Linked DNA regions of Homo sapiens: all the other regions are linked to region 1. A link is a loop called in an ENCODE intact Hi-C map of the cell type or tissue named here. Cell type or tissue: PC-3. All regions are shown on one strand. Region 1 overlaps VAV3 (vav guanine nucleotide exchange factor 3). Region 2 overlaps VAV3 (vav guanine nucleotide exchange factor 3). Region 3 overlaps VAV3 (vav guanine nucleotide exchange factor 3).

What was found. Peaks named below come from ENCODE experiments on the same cell type or tissue, not always from the same donor. Only the 100,000 strongest peaks of a DNase experiment are listed, where the experiment ranks them.
Region 2: a loop joins it to region 1, with 3.0 times the contacts of the local background. A loop is called at or near these places in 2 of 110 quality-filtered maps.
Region 3: it touches region 1 in a loop (4-fold over the local background); 3 of 110 quality-filtered maps call a loop at or near these places.

What each region holds. Positions count from the first base shown.
Region 1 is chr1:107,746,949-107,754,948 of GRCh38, forward strand. It overlaps VAV3 (vav guanine nucleotide exchange factor 3), which reads right to left. Exons shown (of 27, transcript NM_006113.5): 13 at 4,169-4,254; 14 at 2,514-2,646; 15 at 2,020-2,129. Among named protein-coding and RNA genes, the nearest start is that of MIR7852, 150 kb to the right of the region's middle. In PC-3, CTCF peaks have their summits at 1,834 and 3,630 (motif pointing left); a DNase peak (open chromatin) is centred at 3,603.
Region 2 is chr1:107,644,222-107,652,221 of GRCh38, forward strand. All of the region lies in intron 19 of VAV3 (vav guanine nucleotide exchange factor 3), which reads right to left. Among named protein-coding and RNA genes, the nearest start is that of MIR7852, 250 kb to the right of the region's middle. In PC-3, no CTCF peak of the experiment used is centred here; a DNase peak (open chromatin) is centred at 4,030; H3K27ac peaks cover 1,194 bases.
Region 3 is chr1:107,589,946-107,597,945 of GRCh38, forward strand. VAV3 (vav guanine nucleotide exchange factor 3) reads right to left here. Exons shown (of 27, transcript NM_006113.5): 25 at 6,267-6,396. Among named protein-coding and RNA genes, the nearest start is that of MIR7852, 300 kb to the right of the region's middle. In PC-3, no CTCF peak of the experiment used is centred here; DNase peaks (open chromatin) are centred at 3,706, 4,186 and 4,796; H3K4me3 peaks cover 1,623 bases; H3K27ac peaks cover 2,486 bases.

The sequences.
Region 1 (8,000 bases):
AGCTCACTGCAACCTCCGCCTCTCAGGTTCAAACAATTCTCCTGCTTCAGTCTTGCGAGTAGCTGGGACGACAGGCATGTGCCACCACACCCGGCTAATTTTTGTATTTCTAGTAGAGATGGGGTATCACTATGTTGGCCAGGCTGATCTCGAACTCCTGACCTCAGGTGAATTGCCCACCTCAGCCTCCCAAAGTGCTGGGATTACAGGCATGAACCATCACACCTGGCCATCAAGTCTCTCATATCCACAAATTAACTGTTTGTTTTATGGCAACTGAACAAAATAGTAACTGACATGCCTGTCATACAGTCCAAGGAACCTGCCTGCTCTAGGACATGAAATTCAATTTCCTTCTCTGCAGACATTCCTTCACTCATCTGAAGATTATATAGCCAAACGAAACCCATAAAAAAAAAAGCCTAGCATATAAGAGCAAAGGCTCGAGATCAGCTCTGTCTTTGCATATTACCACTAACCCAATCATCCTATCACTCCAATTCAAATTGTTTAACTCCAAGTGACTTCCTAAAAAGAAAAAATAGTATACTAGAATATGTTATGTAGTTTTATAAGTCTTGTAAGTATACTAGAATCCCAAATGCAATTATTATTAATAATAATAGCAATAATAATAGGTATCACCTATTGTTCAATATCACATAGCTGTAGCTGCTATTGTACTATTTGGCTAGCTCTCTGCTGATACATATTACCTAGAATTTGAAATAAATATCATTCCTATTTTACAGATGAGGAAACTGAGGCTGTGAGAGGTTAAATAACTTAGCTTTCATTATGCAGCCAGTTCATGGCAGTGATAATAGATGAACCCAGAATTGACTATAAGCTTAAATATTTTGGCTATATAATCCTGTCTTCAAAATATTAGATAAAATAATCCTGAGAATCTTTATTTTCCTAATTTCAGAACCACAATAAAACATCCTACTCCCACCTCTAGTTTACATTAACACGAGCATTTCTTAAAACAAGGAAAAAAAATTGATAGAATTTGTCAACAACTGGTAAATAATCTTTATAAGCGTAAATAGTTTGGCTATAGAATCCTGTCTCTTAAAATGTTAGATAAAATAACCTTGAGAATCTTTATTTTCCTAATTTCAGAACCACAATAAAACATCCTATTCCTACCTCTAGTTTACATTAACATGAGCATTTCTTAAAACAAAGAAAAAAAACTGACAGAATTTGTCAACAAATGGTATATAATCTTAGAACCCAAATGAAACAAATTCCAAATGTAGTTTTCCTTAATTTCCCCTTTTGCTAACAGTTTTATTTCAGGGTATCCTATATATTTCTACAAAAAGGGTCATTGTGTACCTTTCAATCCTTAAACATCAAAACTAAAAAGAAACACCTATAATGACCTGTTCTTGGTTATTACGTCTCAGAATGCCATTCCTTTTGAAACAGGGTTGATTTATTTTCTACCTCTTTGTTGAGCTTCCTCCTCAGTGGAACTAAAAGCCACTTAAAGAAATCAAGCCCTTAAAGCATTCCTTAAATACACGAAGCATTTTAGCCAAGATTCAAATAAGCGAGTTAAAACAGAATAATTCAATCTTTCTATTAAAAATAAGATATATGCATTTACATATCTGTTTGTGTATGTACACTTGGAGGCATTTCTATTTAAAGGTATATAATTTAAAAATATAGTTATTACATAAAAAGTTTATCATTAGAATAATTAATATTTTCTTGGGCTGCTGAGAGCTAAAGAACTAAAACATGCCTATAAGAAAGTCAAACAGAAGATTAGAGCTCCCTCTTTCTTCTTTTTGAAGGAATTCAACAAAACTCCTCTCCTAGGAGACCAAAGTTATCAAGCAGCCAGCAGCCTAGTAGCACTCCTGCTCACAGCAAAAACATTCCCGTCGCTGTACACATTATACATGCTACAAGCATTAGAGTACACTTATTGGTTGTTCATTATTCATAAGTGATTTAACTAGTAAAAATAAAAGCACTTTTAAAAATAGAAATACTCACAAAGCCATTTCAAACTGTTCTAGCCATTTCTTCTTTAAATCTTTTGTTTTGCAATAAAATTCTAACCCATTTTGTCCTTGGGTATGGATGAGGTAGAAGCCATAAGACCACTGTTAAAATTAATATTCCTTAGATTAATATGTATCATTAATAACATGTTTCTAAATTCACAAGAATACCACAACTATCCAAAAACTCCTCACAATATTATCAATGTACAAACTGAACAATCAAGCTTATTGTAGTCAACTTCATATCTATAACAATTTCTATGCCAAATGCGTTTTATTATCTGGATCATTAGGGCATTAGAAATGATCAGATCTGGCTGTGGCATTATCCAGTTATTTCTCACAAAGTTATGTACCTAATCAATCTCTAGAAACAAAAACATCTGGATTGATAAGCCATATCTCACATTAATGTATTATCATACTTTTCCTTAATGTTCAAGATTATAAGTAAATTACAGTTATTAGTTTCCAAAAAGTCACCTTTTTGTTTTCTTTATCGGTTGTAGGATTATTGGCTATCTTGTACTGCTGAAGATCTATTATTTCCTTCATTTCATAGTTATCACCTTTTCTCTTACATACGATCACTGCCAAATCAAATAAGAAGATATGCCTGGGAAAAAGAGATTGATTGATTGATTTTAAATGGTTTAGAAACATGGGTTATTAATTTTTTTGGGTATAAAGCAACCAAATGTTTTTTTCTTTGCATTAAAGACAACAGGTAGTATCATACACTGAAAACAACGGGGTATTTGAGGTTATAAGAACTGTGTGTGGAATTTCCCTTTACCTTGTAAATGGCCTCAGTGTGCTTTGGTTCCCTCATTTTAAAAATGGGCAAAAATCATAGTAAGAGTAAAATGCACACTGCAGAGTTGTTGAAAGGGCCAAGTGAGATAAGCCATAAAGTTTGTTCATGAGCAATTATCTTTTTTAATTTAAAAGCTAAAAACCTATAGAATAATATTAATGACATCCGTAGCAGCTTCTACTGAAGTTACTAGGAATCAGCCAGAATGCCTTGAGAAGTGTTCATCCCTTTCACAAACATGACTCAATTTAAATCCCCAAGACCACATGCTGGGAAGGTATCATTGCCATCTTCATTTTATTGAGGAGGAAACTGAGGCTTAGAGAAGTTAGATAATTTGCTCAAGATCACACTGCTAGTGAGGCATGTAACAGGATTCACAAACAGGTCTAATTTTGGAAACTGTGCTTTTACCCTCTATATTGTTCCTCATGATTTAATTGGCCACCTAAAAACCCAAACTGAATGGTATATGAGCCAAGTGTAAACTGAAAACGTTATGGTGAAATTTCCATGTTAATATTTCTTTTTTCTTATTAAGAACAACGTAACTTGGGGGAGAAAATAAACCTTATAACCACATCATCCAATACCAATACTTGTGTATTTTTATAAACTCTCAGTGATTAACACACATTTTTTTTATACACAATGATAATGACACATTCACAGGGCTGTAACACTTGCATCACTTTTAACGTCTATTTCTCCCAGAGAGGTTTAAAGGACCTATGGAGCCAGGGTTATCGAGGAAGAAGCAAGAGCTGATGCTGCCCCCTACTGGCTTTCGCTTCTCCAAAGATTCCAGAAAACAATCATTGTCAACCACAAAAACCTCTGTTTGATGATTACATATATACATAATTAAGGACTCCGGGCCAAGCTTACTAATCTTCAAGAACTACATCTGCAAATTTCCCTCAAGAAAATATTACTACGTGATTCTCACTTAATCTTCTTTCTTAGGGCATTTTTCTATTATTTTTGGTTATTTAAAAATATATTCCAAAAATTCAATTATGTTTTTATGGTAGTTATCTGTTCTTACTTTATCGCTCTTCTCATTTTAATGTATCCTAGCTGATCATCTATACTTGTTACTTCCTTCTTAATAACTTAGACAAACTAATAGATACCAGAACCCAGGTGGGAATACCTAAGATAATCTAGATTTAAAAAATTTAGAAATCATGGGTTGGTCTGTCTCCTTGTATTTCTTCCTTTTTTCCCCCTACTTCACACTGGAAAAATTGTCTTTAAGGTTTTCTCAGTTTTCTGACACTAATTACTTATTTTGAAAATAGTATTCTTCTTTTCTTACCTTTCTTGTTTGGTATGCTTGTCTAGAGTGGTTATTCGAATTTCACCATCTCCCTGAGGTCGTCCAAAAAGCAAAACTGGTTGGTTCTAAAATATAAAATGCACATGTCAGAGTTTTTCATAATCACATGAAAATAAAAACAAATATTAGTAGAGATATTTACTCAAGACAACTACCTTATTACATTAAAATGTTACCATTTTTTATACTTTTAAAGCATACTTACTCTAAAAAGCTCAGGTCTACATGACAAATAAGTCTGTCCTCTGTAATCCCAGGGGGTATGTCAAGGACATCAATTGATTTTAATTAGTATATATTCTTAAAGGGGAAATTAGCTATGAAAAGAAAGACTCAACCGGAAGGGTCCAAATTACGAGACGGTTCGGCAATTAATATTTTTTGAGCATCTACTACGTGCCAACCACCATAACAGGTGTACGGCAAAATGATACAGACACTGCCCTCATGAAGCACACTGCGCAGTGGAGGAACAAATATTCACAGAAGCATGCAATTACAAACGCACAATTGCCATGAAGGAGTACAGAAAGGGGCGGGGGGGCGCGCGCTAATTTGGTCTATAAAGTCCAGGCTGGCTTTCTTGAGCTAGGACCTCAAGGACGAAAAGCTCTGAGTTAATTATTTAAAATAATGAGCTATTTTCCCAGAGGCTGATAACTAAATTATTTTTAAGTGTTTATGAACACTTACTGTACACGCTAGAGGAAAAAAGAATTGACTGAAAATCACTAACGTTCAGAAATTCCATTTTAATAAAGGGCAGAGATGTGTGATTAACACTATAAATATAAAAATAAATGTATCTTATCAAAATCCCAGTGATGTTTTCTGCACAAATAGAAAATTCCATTCTAAAATTCTTATGGAATCTCAAGGGATTCTGAATAGTCAAAACAATCTTGAAAAGGAACAAAGCTGGAAGTCTCATACTTACTGACTTGTTTCCAAAACTTATTGCAAAGCCACAATAATCAAAATCATGCGGCACTGGCATACAAACAGGTATATAGACCAACAGAATAGTAGAGAGCCCAGAAATAAGTCCTCACATATATGGTCAAATGATTTCCAACAAGGTTAACACCATTAAATAGGGAAAGAATAGCCTTTTCAACAAATGGTGCTGGGAAAACTGGATATCCACATGTAAAAGAATAAAGGTAGACCCTTCATTACCTTACACCATAAATAAAGAATAACTAAAAATGTTTCAAATACCCAAACATAACAGTTAAAACTATAAAACTTTTACAAGAAAATGGGGAAAAACTTTATGACAATAGATTCAGCAATTATTTCTTCGAGATTGATAAATGGGACTTTGTCAAAATTAAAAACTTTTGTGCCTCACAGACAATATCAACAGAGTGAAAAGCCAACAGACACAAGAAAAGTATTTGCAAACCATATGTCTTATAAGGGATTGATATCTGGGATACAAATAAAGAGCTTCTACAACACAAAGACAAAAAACAACTTGATTCAAAAATGGGCAAAGCATTTGAATAGGCATTTTTCCAAAGAGAATATACAAATGGCCAGCAAACACACAAAGACAATATTCAACATCATTAGTCATTAAGAAAATGCAAATCAAACCCACGATGAGATATTGCTTTAAAACCATTAAGATGGCTGTTACCCAAACAAACCGAATAGTGAGTGTTGGTAAGGATGTGGAAAAACTGAAACCCTTGTGCATTGGTAGTAGGAAAGTTAAGTGGGGCAGCTGCTGTGGAAAATGGTATAGCAATTCTTCAATAAATTAACATAATGACCATACAACCCAGAATTCCACTTCCAAGTATATAACTAAAAGAAGTGAAAGCAGGCACTTGAATAGATATTGGTACACCTGTGACAATAATAATATAACAGTATTATTCACAATAGCTGAAAGAAGGAAGCAACCCAAATGTTCATCAATGAAAAACAGTGAGGTATTTATATAAAATGATGTATTATTCAGCTTTAAACAAATGGAAATCAAAAAAATAAAATGTTGACACATGACTACTACAAGGATGAACTTTGAAGACATTATGCTAAGTAAAAAAAGCCAGTCATGAAATGGCAAATATTGTATGATTTCACTTATATAAGGTGCCCAGAGTAGTTAAGCTTACAGAGATAGAAAGTAGATTGGTAGTTTCCAGGGGCCAGGGAAAGAGAAGAATGGGAAGTTCATGTTTAATGAGTACAGAGTTTCAGTTTTGCAAGATGAAGTTTTGGAGACGGTCACACAACATCATGAATGCACTTCTAATTTGAAAATAATTAGAATGGCAAATTAATGCTATATATATTTATAGCATTAATGTGTGTGTGTATGTATGTGTGTGTGTATATATATACACACATATATATACACACATATATATATATACGTATATATATATATATATATATACACACACACACTTTTTTTTTTGAGACAGAGTCAGAGTCTCGCTCTGTTGCCTAGGCTGCAGTGCAGTGGCATGATCTCGGTTCACTGCAGCCTCCGCCTCCTGGGTTCAAGCAATTCTCCTGCCTCAGCCTCCCCAGTAGCTGGGACTACAGGCACGTGCCACCATGCCTGGCTAGTTTTTGTATTTTTAGTAGACACGGGGTTTCACCATGTTGGTCAGTCTGGTCTTAAACTCCTGACCTCAGGTGATCTGCCCGCCTCGGCCTCCCAAAGTGCTGGGATTACATGTGTGAGCCACCACACCCGGCCAATGCTATATATATTTTACCACAATTTTTTAAAGGCTACACAGCTGTCCAAGAAATATGCTATGGAATTCTAAAGAGGAAAAATAATAGGAGATTAGGAAAAGGGATTTATTTTAGATGCACCTTGAATAAATTTGATAGGGAATAGGAAAAAAACATTCTAGGCTCTGAGATTACAATTGAAGGCAGAACTGTAGAAACGTATGTCAAATTGGAGACCTTGTAATACAGCAAAATATCCACAATGTAAAGTTTACGGGCAGTTATTAGCTGGAGGGGTTCAGGAAAATAGCTTAAGTCCAGATCACTGAGGACCTTAAATATCATGCCAAGGAATATTGACTGAATCTTGAAGACAACAACAAAAAAATCTTGACAAATTTGAGAAAGAGAGTAAATTGAGAAATCCACATTTTGGAAATGCAACTATATGAAGAGATGATGAGAGGCTACTGTGACTGGAAAACTGGCAGATGATGGTGTCCTGAAATGGGTATGTGGCTGCATGTGTGAAAAGAAAGAGACAGGTTCACAATGTTTCAGAGAAAGCAGCGATGAAACTGCTCTACCAAAAATGTATCTTAAATTCACTCATCTCTATTTGCACTGCCCACAGATTAATCCAGGGCTGCATCCTCTCTTGAAACCACTTCAACAGCTTGCTGGCTGGGCTGCCTGCTCACAGGGTCTTCTTGAAATGTCAATCAGTCTGTTGTAATACTCCCTGATAGAAACCTTTTAATAGCTTCCCACTGCAGTCACAATAAAATCCCAATTCAGCATATTGGCCTACAAGGCTGTGTTATGTAATTGCCCTGCCCATTCCTCATGGCTCAGAGCCCACCATCCTTCCCTTCACTCTCCATTTCCAGCCACTCTTACCTTTCAGCTTCTTGAATACACCTGGTTCTTGCCCAACTCTGAGCATTTCACCTGCTACGGCTTCTGCCTGGGTCACTTTCCCCTAGATCTTCGTGTGGCTGGCTGCTTCTTATCTGCTAGGTCTCAGTTCAAATGACTTAAAAGGACTTTTTCCAACCAACTTATCTAAACTAGGACTCCCCTTGTAATCCTCAGTTATAGCAGCCAG
Region 2 (8,000 bases), 100 kb before region 1:
TACTGCTAATTTAAAATGAAACCTAAATATCCCATACACAAGTGATTAAGAACTCCAACAGGTGGAAGAGGATGTAATATAAAGTGGAATAATTTTTTAAATGGAGTCTGGTTTGCATGATAGTTAACTCCGTGTTTAAGGGAGAGAATTGCAGTTCACCTCCTTTTTATTGAGCATACCTAGGGCAAGGAAAGCATCTTGTTTGGTAGACTCCCTGGGTAATTTTGTTTTTCTGACAGTTTTAAATATAGGCGGAAGTCAAGAAAGAAGATCTTTTAAACCTCAAAGAGCTGATGTGGTCTCAAATACTGGGGCCAGTTCTGAGCCGTGGACTTCACTGCAGTTTTCTGTTGCCAAGAGCCACAGGGATAAAAAGGGAGCAGCGTCATGTGACAAATGATGGAAAGAGCTGTTTCTTTATTGCCAACATGCCCAAGTCAATCATTCTTAAGAAGAAACAACTGAAAATTCACAGAGTGTTTAGGAAAAAATTAACTTTGATGACATTTCACCACCCAAATATATATTAGGGATTAAAATACAGAAATGCCCAGGCTCCATAAGAGGCTGTAAGGTGTTAGGGATGGAGCAATGCTGCCTCATATGTCTTTCTGTAGATGGACTGGAATGCCCACCACATGCCCATAACATGTAAAATTATATTTAACATTACAAAGGGTACATACTAGTGTATACACTAGTATGTATACACTAGTATACTCTGTATACTCGAGTATACAGAGTATACACTAGTATACTCTGGTCAAGTAATAGGACTTAGCTATTCTAGCTTTTCTAGTCCCACTTATTCCTAAGTTTTTTATTTACTCTATCTTTTCTGGTATTGCTTTCTTCTTGGTTATGAGCTTCATTTAAGAAGTTCACCTAGTAGCACACTACTATAGGTATGTTGCTGACCTCTTCCCCAAAGCAAAAATGTGTAACCCTTGCCAAGAATTATGCTTAAGCCCAGGAAATAGCCACTAGGACATTGTCATTAACCTCTATTCAGCCATAATCAACTTACAAAGTATAGTGTTTCTTCAACTCATATGGTTTTTTGTGGAATGGGTTGTGAGTTTATGATATAATGGAATGTATTTTTTTTTTTTTTGGTCATTTGTTAGGGTTATCTTTGGCAATTTATTTCTTACTGTCAGCACTTCCAATTTCAGCATGATCTGTTGTCAGGGGTACAGAGATCAAAGGATAAAAGGAATGAAACAAGGGCACAGCGATATAATGAATTCTGACAACTTGCTCTTTGCTTCTGATTTTAGCATATAGTAGGTGTTCTACAATACAGGTGGGATAAATGGTTGCTATCCAAAATGCCCTTTAATATCTTTCCACTTATGAAAAAGGCACCATTACATTGCTAAGAATGTGAACACACTCACATTAACTGGAAGACAAAAAATTGCGATTAAGAGGAAATGGGTTAAACCTGACGTCAGCATTCAATCATCAATAAAATTCTTAACACAATCTACTGCCACAGAAGGCATCACACTTCACAAATGAGATCAAGAACGGAGAATAAATTAGATTTACAGATGTTCATATTTCGAACAGTCATTTAGTATTAATTTAATATAGGTTTTCTTCTCCCCTTAGAAAATATGCCTCTGATAGGTTTTTAACCTCTGTTTAAAAATGTCCAGGGCAGAACATTCACCACACATCCCCATGACAACTCAGTCATTGTTGCAGAGTTTATTAATAAGGTCTTCTTGAAACTTACTTAAAAATCTCTACGTAACTTCTCTCCATTGACCTACTGCCTTCCATCTGGAATTATGCTGAAGATGGCAAATCTCCTTTTCATAGATTAGTCTTTCAAAATTTGTTCAGGCTTAAAATCACCAGTTCCTTAAAAAACTCCATATTTTCCCTTGGCTACCATACTTCAAAGGATGCTGAGGTGCAAAGTAGCGTAAACTACAAAACTTGAACTCTAAGTTTCCTCACTGGCAGTGATTAATTGGAAACAGACAGTCATATTCCTTAAAAAATGACAAGAAATACACATTTCATTATATTATAAACTCACAACTAATCTCAGAAAGTTGCTTCTCTCTTCTTGGGAAAATACAGACCCAACAATTGTTTAGTTTCTCTCCACTCCAGAATTTATTTACAACAGATGTGTTAGCTGAGTTACAGTGTTGCTCACCCAAATATGAATATTTATATTGCAACTACCTTCAGACATTAAATGCAAAATAATCACATGTACTTTCACCATATGTATTTGGGCAATCTTAGAAGTTCCTAAAACTTTTATATAATCAATTATAATTATCCAAGAGAATATGATTAAAATACTAAGCCAAAATTAGATCTCCTGCCAGATGTTTAATTATTTTACCTTGTTTTATCCCCTACAACAAAAGCTTTGTTGTACAGCTAACTATGCCCTTAATATATAACTTGACAATTTTGCTCATTAACTTTTGCTCACATTAGTAATTGTGCTTGGTCTTACATCAGACAAAATGCCCAAGTCAAACTTATGCAGGAGGAATTAACAAACAAATTAGCAATATTAAAAGGATAGTTACACTCTACTAATAGTCGTGTGTTTCTGGTTAAATAAAACTAAAGCTACATGTAGGTATGCAGAATGCTGGAGTTTCCCAAAACAATACAGAAGTGTTTTTAAAAGGGGGACCTGAAACAAAATTTCCTTTCAAATCTGAATTTAGTACCGCTAAGAGTGACACACTCCAAATGACACATGTGCTTTTTTTAAAAGTTAATTCTAAGTAGAACCCTATTAGAAAATTTTCTAGATATAAATTGTTTCACTGATAATTTTCACATAAACTTTCAAACTTCAATGAACTGAACAGCTAATTATAGGAGCATCAACCACTGTGTCTTCCAAGCAGGGCAAGAAGAGCGATTGCTACAACATAGATTAGTATCTATTCATGATGCTGTTATCACTGCCCTAATGCAATGGGCTTCCCCGAGGCAATAACTTAGAGGAGAGTACTGCCTACTAGATAAATGGGCTGTAGGTAATATGCTAGCCTTTCACCTCTGAGGCCCAATTTAAAATCTAAACACAGCCACATTAAAAAATAATTAGTTTTACAAGATATCAGAACATGTAGATGTTTTATCCTGGGAAACTGATCACAAGCATAACATATTAATTCATTCATCAAATGTGACTTCAGCATTCCATAAGTGCTGGGCATGGCAGTTTCAGAAGAAAGCAAGGGAAAGTATCCTGCCTTCAAACAGCCTATAGTCAGTCCATGGAATAGACAGACAGGTGAACTCTGAGATAACAATACAACTGGGCATGGACCTCCATCCAGAGGGAACTTTAAAACAAATAAATGTTCATATCTATAAAAATTTTCAGAAATTTTCCTTTCATAATTCTTGGGTAGGACCCTAAAACATGTACATTATTTTTTCTATAAATTTCCTAGGTGTGACATCCAAACTCTAGCCAAGTTTGGGAATCACATTCTTGTGGGTACATGTGCAAAACACCATGACCAACACCTACCACTGCCAAATTTGCTTTTGAGAAAATTACAGTGAAATAAGTGCTGCCTGTCATCCTCCCAACTAAAAAACCCTTTATAAATTAACATCTGGACCTTTCCTGATACAAGTTCACAATCTAAGAATCAGGTCCTAAGAATCAGGTTGAGCCTGGGATGCTAGGTGCTGGGATTCCCCTGACATCACAGCTTATAGGGCTCTTTCTAAGAAAGCATGACTTTTTCATTGATCTGCTGGTCTTCAGAGAGGAGTAAAAGGAACCACGGCATAGAATTTTGGTGGAAAAATTCCATGCTACAACAGAAGCAGGCAATTTGGTGGAAAACAAACTGGTCTAAAGAACTGACTGTTCACAAAGGGAACACTCCCCATCAATAATTTTTAAAATTTTCACCAGAGAAGCCTACATTATTTTTATAAACAATGATGACTCAAATAATGGAAATAGCACTGTCACAGCTCATATAAAAACAAGGATGAGGCAGAGATGCCTTCCTTCAACTTCATAACCACTGACTAGTCACTCTTTGGCACTGTCTACTGGAGTATTAGTGAATCATGAATCAAGGATGAAAGATATGATAATGTCTTTGGAAGTTTTTTTCACCTTTATTAAAAAGGTGTTTATAGGCTACCAAATATAAAATAACTATAAAATTTCATGTGTTACTTGAAAATCCATGCAAATTTAACATTCTGTTCTGTTATACATGTACATTTTATTGGAAAAAATGTTTCCCTAAAATATTTAAGGTCAAAGCTTCAGGAGAAAATGCCATGTACTTGGCAGACCCCTGGCAAACAGCTATTCCCAGGGATGTAAGGAATCCAGTTTCAGAAGCATAGCCCTGAGCTATCTTATCATCTTCTTTAAAGATAGAAAAAGAACACAATTACACAATTTTACAGAGTATTGTCACCTAGTCTAACCACCTTATTTGTCACATTATAAAACTAAATACTAAAATAAATTGTCTAAAGTCAACAGCTAATCAGAAGCAAAAATGGAACAAAAATCCAATTTATAGACTCTTAGTTCAGGCTTCCCTACTTCAGGTTGGTCATTCTATGCAACCTACAGGGAATGAGACTGGTAGAAAAGAGGCCACTTGACATGGCTGATGTATGTTTCAGGATGATCTGAGTACCCGCCACATGTCTGGTGTTATCTTGGGAAGCAGGAAAGGAGGAGGTAGAACTTTTCTTCAAGTGGTGAACAACTGAGAGCTCACCAATACTAGGCAAATTCCAGGAGGAAGGTAATAACTCCCAGTAATATATTCTAAAAACAGCCTCAAAAGCCCTCAAAAAACAAACAAACAAAAAAAAAGCAAGCACTGTATTGGACAATCTGTAGAACTCTTAGAGCCTGACACGTCTGTATGCAGCTCTGTGGACGTGTGAGTTAGCAGCCACAGGGAGTTCTTTCTACATAAGGTTATTATCACCTAAACCACATTATTCTGCTCATCTGACTACACCCAAGTAATTCAGGGCTGGTGATTAACTTAACTCAAAGACTGCAATAAATAGGCTTAACATGTGAGACACCAGCGGCTGAAGAGGAGGCCAAGAGAGACAGTCTAAAGGAGCAGCACTCATTGAAGAATATTTGCTCTTACAGAACATGGAAGCAGGAGGCAGATATCTAAGTCAGCAAAGAACAATTTCTGACTTCTGTAAACAAAAGATGACTGAGATCACTAGTTTATAAAATGGTTGGTCCAGAAAGATTCCCTTAAAGCCTCCTGTACTCTTCCCTTCTTCTAAGGCACTGAGGTCCAGAGTGATTATTGAGATGATCCCCTTGGCTTTTTTTTTGTTGTTGTTAACCTCCTACCATAAACACCCAGCTCCCAGAGCAACTGAGCATGTTTTCTTTCTCGCAACCAAAATGAACCATTATCAGTCCACTCATAAAGGATATCTAAAGGAGAAGATAACAGCGTAAAAGTAAAAATGATTAAGGGCACTTTGCAAGAACCTAATTTTCCTTCTTTGTTCTATGGGTTCATTCACTTATTCAGCAAATATTTACAGATCATTCATGCATTGATATTGGCTTTGCACTGTGAATGCTACCATAAATAAGACTGACTACATCCCTCCCTCATAAAGCTCATATTTTAGTGGAGGAGACAAACACAAAAGCAAGTGAATCAATGTAATAATACCAGATAAAAGTATCATAAAGAACCACTTAGAAAGAGATTCTGGATTAGAGAGTGACAGGGGTGTGTGTGGAGTGGGGGATGCTTTATTTAAGGGTAGGCCATCAGGTCAGGGTTAAGACCTGAGGAGAAGACAGTAGGCATTTGGGAGGAAAAATGTAACAGGCAAACTGAGCCATATGCGTGAATGCTCTGAAACTGGAAAGAACTTGAAAGTACTTGAGGGACAGAAAAAAGGTCAGTGACACTGCATGAAAGCAATGGATAAAATTTAAACTTGATAATAGGCAGTCTTGAGGGTCTGGCCCATTTTATTACTCCTTTCCTACACTCATTCTGTGAATTACTTGAAATTTATTGAACAGGTCAAGTTCTCATTAACATACTTTACCTTCTTCCTGGCATATACTTACTGATGTCTGAATATTCAGCTCATCCACCAACCCAAGGGAAAAAATAATCTGAACTACTATTCTCACTCCTTAAAACTCATATATAATTTCTACTAATAAACCCATTGCTATAGACTAAATGTTTATGTACCCCCAAATACATATGTTGACACGTAATTCCCAACATGATGGTATTAGGAGGTGGAGCCTTTTTTTTTAAATTTTTATTTTATTATTTATTTATTTATTTATTATTATTATTATACTTTAAGTTTTAGGGCACATGTGCACAATGTGCAGGTTAGTTACATATGTATACATGTGCCATGCTGGTGTGCTGCACCCATTAACTCATCATTTAGCATTAGGTATATCTTCTAATGCTATCCCTCCCCCCCCTCCCCCCACCCCACAACAGTCCCAGAGTGTGATGTTCCCCTTCCTGTGTCCATGTGTTCTCATTGTTCAATTCCCATCTATGAGTGAGAACATGCGGTGTTTGGTTTTTTGTCCTGGCGATAGTTTACTGAGAATGATGATTTCCAATCACAATAGCAAAGACTTGGAACCAACCCAAATGTCCAACAATGATAGACTGGATTAAGAAAATGTGGCACATATACACCATGGAATACTATGCAGCCATAAAAATGATGAGTTCATGTCCTTTGTAGGGACATGAATGAAAGAGGTGGAGCCTTTGAGAGGCAATTAGGCCACAAGGGTGGAGCCCCATGTGCAGAATTCCTGCCCTTGTAAAAGAGGCCCTAGAGAGCTCCCTCACCCCATCTACCACGTGAGAACACTGAGAAGACAGCCATCTGTAATGGCCCTTGCCAGACACTGAATCTACTGGCACCTTGATTGTAGATTTCTTAGACTCCAGAACTGTCAGCTGTCATTTATAAACCACAGAGTCTATGGTATTTTGTTGGAGCAGCCTAAACAGACTAAAACACCTACCAACATTCCCTTAAGTGCATTTTAAGTGCCTTAAACATACACTCCTTTAGATACTCAATCTTCTTGCTTCAGTACCACTCAATACACCAACAGTATTTATTTAGTATAAAGTGTAGGTACCAGACTATAGCACCTTTTTTTTGTGTCTTCGTACAGAGTTTATATCTACTAGACTGTGACCAAACACCATGGTGCCATAGGTTGTGCTCTTTATCTCAATTATTTATTTATTTTTTTTCAAAAAGGAAGGAAGAAACAAAGTAAGGAAGGGAGGGAGGGAGGGAGGGAGGGACCCTTTCTCTCCCAAAGGCCACCCTTCCAAATATGCATGTGCACACACATGCACATATACTTGATTATATCTCTAAAATTTCTCTCTAATCAAACCATTTCTTGCCACCTTCATTTCTACCTCCCAGTTCAAGCACTGTCTTTCTAATTGGCTTTTCCTCATTCAATCTTATAATGTTTGACCATCCTACACACAGCAGCCTGATTAAAAAAATAATAAATTATATAATAAGTTTCCTATTAAAAACTTGCTCACTGCACTTAAAATTAAATTTGAACTCCTGGTCACTGCATACAAGACCCTATATATTTTCTGGCACCTGATAACTCTCCAGTTTCATCTTGTTCCAGCCTCACACTTGCTCACTCTTTTTAGTCATGCTTTCTTAGGGTTCCTTAAATACCTGGAGCAAGTAGGTCTGTCACAGACGAGTGAACCAGAGCAACGCCATCTTGAATAGGAGCTGGGTAAAATAAGGCTGACACCTAGTGGGCTGCACTCCCAGACGGTTAAGGCATTCTAAGTCACAGGATACGCTAGGAGGTCAGCACAAGATACAGGTCATAAAGACCTTGCTGATAAAACAGATTGCAGTAAAGAAGCCGGCTAAATCTCACCAAAACCAAGATGGCCACGGGAGTGACCTCTCCTAGT
Region 3 (8,000 bases), 160 kb before region 1:
TTAAATAAATACGACACAAATTATCCAAGTTTCTGTTTCTACCCAAAATACTGACTAAAAATGAAGGATAAGCATGTTGTTGGATGGTGAATAGAATAATGGGGACAGTGGGTGACAGGAAAGAGACCACACCCAGGGAGAGACAGCCTAGGCTCTGTTCTGGCTTCTACTTCTTCCTGCAAGGTCAAACTTATGGCTCCAATGACAAAAGTAGCCTTTGTCAATCTTTGAAGAATTGCTACACTATTTGTCACCACACTGAAAGGAACATGCTGATCTACACTTTGTTTTCAAACTCACCCATATTCCCATGCTTTTCCAGTTTCAACTTAGCACTCTAATATCTGCTGTGTCTCCTGTGAACCTTAGACTCTGACTTCTCTTATTTAGCCCCTTCTGAGGCTATTTCATGCAAGGCATGTGCAAAAGTACAATTGAGAATGACAAGCAAAGGGTCCTGGCTTCTAGGGCTCCAGCAAACAATGCACCAGAAGAAATTAAGCCTATATACAAATGCCTATAATTCTCACATCACTATATTCTATGTGAACTATGAAATGGAGTATTAATGATTCATAAAATTCTACCTTCAATCCAGACCACTCTCCTCAGTGCCAGCTGCATCCTGAACCATTGAATATCCGCAGGTACCTAAACACTGTGCAAAACTGAATATATTCTCTTTTCTCTTAAATCTGTTCTATCTCTTCTGTTTCCTGGATTGTTAATGGTTTTATCACTTGCCAGTTGTCCAAAGCAAATACTTATGTACCATACTTGTACTAATTTGATTTCAAATCCTTTATCCAATCAACTCAACCTCTAAGATATACGCAAACCTGCCACTATCCTTCTCTGCTGTCACTATGCAACTCATGTTCAAAGCATGCTTATCCCTCTCACGGACATCTGCAATAGCCTCCTAACTCATCTTCCCTCTGTGCATGCCTCCCTCTAGGCCACTCCTCAGGAACAGTCAGTGGTCTTTTAAGACAATGTAAATTAGTTCATGCCATTTTCTGTCTGTAAAACTTCAATACTTTCCTAGTGCAAATATCAGAATCCACTTACTATACTCACAACACATTGGTCCTTTTTCAGTTCCTTAAAAATATGAAGTTCTCTAATGCTTATGAACCTTCACACAAACGACCTCTTTGCTATGCAGGTTCCCTATTGGCCACCACCCCACACCCTGTCAGCTCTTGTAGATCCTTTAAGTTTAGCCTGACTGTCACTTCTTCAAAAAGCCCTTCTCTGACCCTGAAGGCTAAATGGCCCTGCTCCCATTTCCTTGCACTTATGCTTCAGCTTCATAAGGATTATCAAAATTTGTGATTATTGAAGGTGTTTGTTTTTGTCTGTTCTTGTTCACCAGATTGTGTATCTTATTCACTATTATAATTCAAGTATCTAGCACAAGGCCTAGCACATACTAAGTACTGAAAATATTTTCAGGATAAAGGGATGAATGAATGAATGAATGAATAAATGAATGAATGAATGAATGAAGCAAATCCAATGAGGTCACAGGTAAGGAACGGATGGCTTCAAATATGATCTGTTCAGTACATGCTAGTGTTCCACACGTCCTGAAATCAATGGACCAGACGCTTCTATGTCTGAAGCAGGCAAAAGAAGGACACTGTCACTACCTCCCAATTCTTCAGATATAGCCAGCAAATGGGATCATCTCCACAACTGAAAACTTCTATTCTGAAATATTTCAGACTTAAAGTAGCAAGGAGAGCAAAAGGAATTCCCACATATTTTTCATTCAGACTCCCCAAATGTTAACATTTTATGATGTTTGCTTTATCAATCTATGTATTTTTCCTGAGCCACTTGAGAATAAATTGCAGACATAATGCCCCTTATTGCTAAATACTCAGCACACGTTCCTGAAAAACAAAGGTATTCTCTTCTCTTATATAACCACAGTACAATTATCAAAAGCAGAAAATTGCATTGATGCGGTACTATTTTTTAATCAAGAGAATTTATTCAAAATTTGCCAATTGTATCACATCTTTTATAGCAACATATATACACACATATTTTATAACATATACAAAATATGTTACTATACACACACACATATATATACATACGTGTGTGTGTGTGTGTGTGTGTATGTATCTTCCCAACCCCTGTTCTAGGATTCAATCCAAGACCACATGTTATATGTAGTTGTCACATCTCTTGGTCTCCTTTAATCTGAAACAGTTCCTCAGACTTTTTCTTTAATGACACTGAAGGTTTTAGAGTATAGACCAATTATTTTGCAGAATGTCTTTTAGTTTGGGATTGTCTGATGTTTCCTCATGATTAGATTCCACTTATGCTTTTTGGGGACAATAATACCACCAAAGTGTTGGTTTGTCCTGCTTGGAGCATTATATTAGGAGGTACATGATATTTATTTGTCCCATTATTAGGGATGTTAACTTCAATCACTTGGTTATTACTATTACCCTTTTGTAATTAATAAGTTCTTACAGAAGATACTTGGATATTATATAAATATAGTGATAGCCATTTAAAAAAATTACCCAACTCTACTCTGTGGCCCAACTAATTCTCTACAAATAAAAACTTGGCAAAATATTTAAGGTCTGCTTATGGGTCACAAAATAGCTAAACATACAACTTTTCCTAATGCACCAATCTGTTAACATTACCTTACCTGCTTCTCTCATGCAAACAAAGGAAAAAACCTAAGATGCTATTTTTAAAAGAACATTATAAAATCTCTAATTTCATTCCTCATTCATCAGATGAGAAAGCTAAGGTCCAGACAGGCTAAGTGACTCGCCTAAGGTCAGACAGCTACTCTGGCAGACCTCAAAATAATTATGTGTTCATTGTAGAGCAAGAAATGCAAAAGTCAATTTAATGCCCTTCAAATATACAAGCCCTACAGGTAAACCTAAAGCAATCTAAGGCAGGTTTGAGATGACCATTTTGGAAAATAATGGGATTTTTACAAAGATCCATAGAACATCTTTCATGGAGTCACTGAAGTTTCTAGAGGAAGCCCAAGAGCTCCCTGCTATGCCTGAGTTCTCTCTTTGTTCTTTTTCTTTCTCTCTTTTCTTCTCCCTTAGAAATGCTCTTAAGTCATTCCAAAGACAAAGATAAAATCCCATCACTCTGGGAGAGAGGCTGAGAGACAGCCTACAATGGGCCCCTAACTTTAAAATGTTATGCTCCTTGCCCAATACTTTGGACACTTGCTTAATTCTAATCAATATCTTTTTAGATGTTACTTTGAATTTGCATAAGATAGTCCTGTCATAATCTTATCACATTGTACATACTTGAAAAAATAATTGGTAAACATTCTACGAACATTCTAACCTAGAGTAGCCCAAAAGTAAGTGGCCACTACAGTGCCCTGGGGCTTTCTTTTCCAAGGTGACTAGATTATTTAAAAATAATAACAATAATAAACAGCAGGTTTCAGGAGTTGAAGTTCTATTCTCAACCTCTACTCAGAACACAGAATGGTTCCAAGCTTTACCTTGCCTGCTCTGTATCCTCCAAGGACTTTTAGAAGTAATGGAGATGCCATTTCTGTCCAACCCAGTATCCCAAGGTAATAATGCTTGGCAAATGTTATTTTTAGATGATAGCAGCATACCTAAAGCTATGAACCAAAGGTAAGCAATATGAAGACATCTTGCACAATCTTTCTATACAAACATGCAGCATTTCCTCCTTACCACTTCCTGGGATGTATAAAATGCATAAAAATAGAAGCAGTCTTTCTTTAAGGGTGAGCTTTTATCAAGACTTGGTATAAAAATAAGCAAGTTATATTTAAAAAATCATAAAGGCAAAGATGTACATTGCTATGAGTCATAATTAGTAAATGTATTCAAGCCTTAGAAATATAGGAAAGTACTGTGTTAGAATAAGAGTTAGAAGTAGCAGCAGTAGTAGAGGAAGTAGAAGTTGTAGAGTCAGCAGTAACTTTTACTGTTTACCATGTAAGAGCACTATGCTAAGTGCTTTATATAGAACACCTCATTTAGTCCTCAGAACCATCTTAGTCTTCCTCTAACTTTATACAAAGTTAGTATAAAGTAAATAAAACACTGGAATGGTATCACAAATTTGATCTAAGATTGTAATCCTTCTTTGCAGTAACGAATGACTAATCTTGGAGTGTTAACCACTGTGCAATCATTACCAACCTACACCCCTTCTCTCCTTTTGAGTTGCTTTACGAGGGAGATCTTACCTGACCACTCTATATAAAAATATGAAACTCCTCCAAACCAGACTTGCCTGAGTTTCCCCATTGAAATGTAAACTCCATAAAGGCAGGAACTTTGTCTTCTTAATTGCTATATCCCAGAACCAGAACAGTGCCTTGTATGTGTTAGGTGTTTAATATATATCTGTTTAACGAATGAATGAATAATTGATGAACAAAACCAAACGATAACAAATATAAAATTTTCAATGAATTGTTTGCTTTCCCTTCACAATTACAAAAAAAAAGTTTTAGTGGCTTGATTCAAGTTGTCAGAATCTCTTAAAAAGACTGGATAGGGAAGTTTGAACTCATGAGTTTATTTGCTGAAAAATTTATCTGGGGCTAGCATGGATATTCAAAGACATTCTACTGGCTATGCTTTTTTTTAAGAAAAAGTCCTGTAATTCCCTTCTTAGTTGTCAAACAAGTTGAGCATTAAATACTTCATTAAACATGAGACATAATTTTAAGTTAGACAACTTCATTCATTGCCGGGCTACATTCTCTGAGTACCTCCATGTACTAAACACTAAGGAATTGGCTGGGAGTGAACCACAGAGTGAAATATGAGGGTTAGTGACCTTCCTACCTAATATGGGACATCTGTTCTCCCTGTCTGCCCCACTTCTCCCTCCTAGGCTCTCTAGAGCTAAGTGAACAACTCAAACAGGATTTTTCATCTAACTGACCTCCCTGGCAACTTTTATTATCTCTTGCTGCTGGGAAGGCAAAGAAACAGAGCTTCGAAAATTACATGTTTCATGCTGGGGGAAATGTCATAGCTTCAACAGAGTTTTAAGATATTGGTAGGAAAATTGTTTTTTTGGAGAAAACTTCCATTTTTGAATGAGCAAAAATTATGCCTATTTGAGAATCTAAAATAATCAGGTAATCTTGGGCTAAAAAATAACACCATAAAATCTAATAGGTGTTTAAAGTTTTAACATAAAGTTCGCTCTACTTTCATTGCACGAGCTTAGGCATACATCATTGATCACTGTGAGGAAAACATATATTAAGTTACTTAAATAAAAAATATGTCAGTTGATGTGACAGATTGTTTGTTTACTTGAATTGAAATGTATAAAACTTCACTGATGTTGTTGAAACCCAGAGCATTACCTGTTCCCCTTTCAGTTTCTGCTTTCAAGGAAAAATATAAAGTTATATTAAACCGACGCAAATTCTGTTTTCAAATACCTCTAGATATCCCAGTGTTGCTTAGGCTAAAGATTCTAAGAGTAATGAAATTGTATTCACTTCTTCCCCAAAACACTTATTTAAAAAAAATAAAGTGATATCAGATTAAGAAAATAAAATCACACCTTCTTGATGACATTTTTCAATTTTTTTGTTACATGCTCTATCTCCAGGAAGATTATGTAACATTAAACGATGAGAGAAAAGGTTTTCGACTTAGACTCACAGTCCAACCATAACATGCTTTTGTTTGCATGCTAATCTTTTGTGATTAGTTGTAGCACACAGCTCATTCTGAAAGAAAGTGGCCAATGTATGGTTTTAGAAATACTAGCATCCAAAAAAACACATTAGTAATGTCAAAATTCTTAAAGTAGTCATTGAAATAGACCATAAGCAGATTTGAGATACTAGGCTAACTGGAGAGCTGTGTACCAGCCCTGCTTAAATACTATTACTCAAACAGAATTATGACCTCACACATTACATGTAAGTTAAAAAGAGTTTAGTTAATATAAAAGTCAATGAAAAGTATGAAATGTAAATATTAGCATATCTTTTACGTTTCTGCTGGATTTTTGGACATAAACATAATTTTTAATTTGCCATAAAGATCTATAATTAGACATGTTCACAAGCCTGTTGGTCCATCTGACTCTGCTTAACTCCAGAAAAGAAGTCCTTGCTCATGCATTAGCGCATCCATTGGTTATATTTTAAAATTTGGAAGGAAGATGTTTAATGTTATTGTGCCCCTAATTTTTAAGTGACAGCAAATTGTATTCTCAATTACAATACTTACAGCTGTTGCCTGCTCTATTACCCCTCTGTCCAGCTGAATGTTCTGGCTCCTTGTATGGAAACTGCAGAGTTGTATCTAAGGTTCTGAACCCTTCCTTGAGAGAATGATGCTTGTAGTACTCCACAAGTTCCTTTGGAAAAAAGAATCCAACATATTTTTGATAAGGATACTTTTGTTCTCAAACACATGAACTCCTGAGCACATAAATACAATAAGGATGACCAATTTAATGCTAAATTTTCCATAGGTATATGGAAGATTAAGCAAATGATAATCTCTCCCTGCTGTCTGGATGTACATGACACCTACCTAATAGCTGTCCTTGTTACTCAGGCCATTAATAATATGAGTTACCCCCTATTGTTATTCACAGATGGAGAACATCCTGTCTTCAGTCAGATGTAGCAAATGAAAAGAAACAATACTAAACCTCAGTTTCAGAGTAGTAATTATTGTTCTTATTTATGAAATACTTGCCTTTCTAAACCAAAATAAAAGGAACAGCTGCTTGCTGAATATACAGCAATTTCTACTTTCCTGCACTTATTTTCTTTCAAAATGGCAGAAAAACAAACTTATGCTTTTTCGTGGTAAACAAAAGTTGATAAAGCACAAATGGTACTTGAGACTGTTTTTAGTTTCTGATGAAGTATAGTACCTGTCATAGCTCCGCATATCTGCTACTCACAGAGGTCAATGTAATTCTTTCCAATTTTCTCTTATAAATAATTTGTCTTAAATACATCTAAACCTAATGTAATAACCACATGCCATCCTTCAGACTATCGTTTCAGAAAATTTCGCAGGTTGGTTTCATAGATTCTGCAGAAATCTGAATCTCTCTACTGTAAACTGAAACTGAATAATAATTCACAATAAAAATGTATCTTATCATCAAATGAGTCCTGTAGATATAAAATTTCTTATAAATATCTGAAATGAAAATAAACGAAAAATCACTTTTAACTTAATTATTCAATGTTTCTATTGGAGCGCCTTTTTAAAAATAAAAAATAAAAAAAAAAAAACAGAAAAAAAAACCACTTGTTTCTTCTAAAAATCCCACTGCCATCAACTTAATATCTCTGTTCAGTGGTTATGTTCAAAGTTCCCCAGACAAATCAATGAGTCCAAAAATCAGCTGAAAGAAGAAAAAGAGAATCATCAATGATTTATTATTTATGACAAAACTTGAGTATGTTGTGGAATGCACTGTACCAGGAGCTTCAGAGGTCACAGAGATTATAAAGATAAGCCTCCTGCCATTGAGGAATTCTCATCTTGGAAGGGAAAGTTCAAAGGCAGGAGAGAGAACTTTGTTTTGTGTATCCAATGGGAAGGGTGACAGAAAGTTTTGTAATACAAGTAGCTTGGCTTAAACTGAAGAACTAGTAAAATTACAATAGCCAGGAACCAGGGAAAGATCATTTTAGGTAGAGCAGGCAGGCTGGAAACAGACATAAAGGTGATAAACAAAGACCACCTTTCATAAGCTAAAAGCAGCATAGTTTGGCTAAAGCATTGGATAAGGGAAATGGCAATTTTTCAATCTCACCTATAAAATGGGGCTAATAAACCATTTCACAGATGATAACAAAGAATATATAAAGTACCTAATACATGTGAAAAACTGTAACAGCTACCCCATTATCCCATGTGCCAGGCCCTTTACATGGCTCCTTATAACTTTCACTCAAGAACATTATGAAATGGGCCTTATTCCCATTGAAGCTC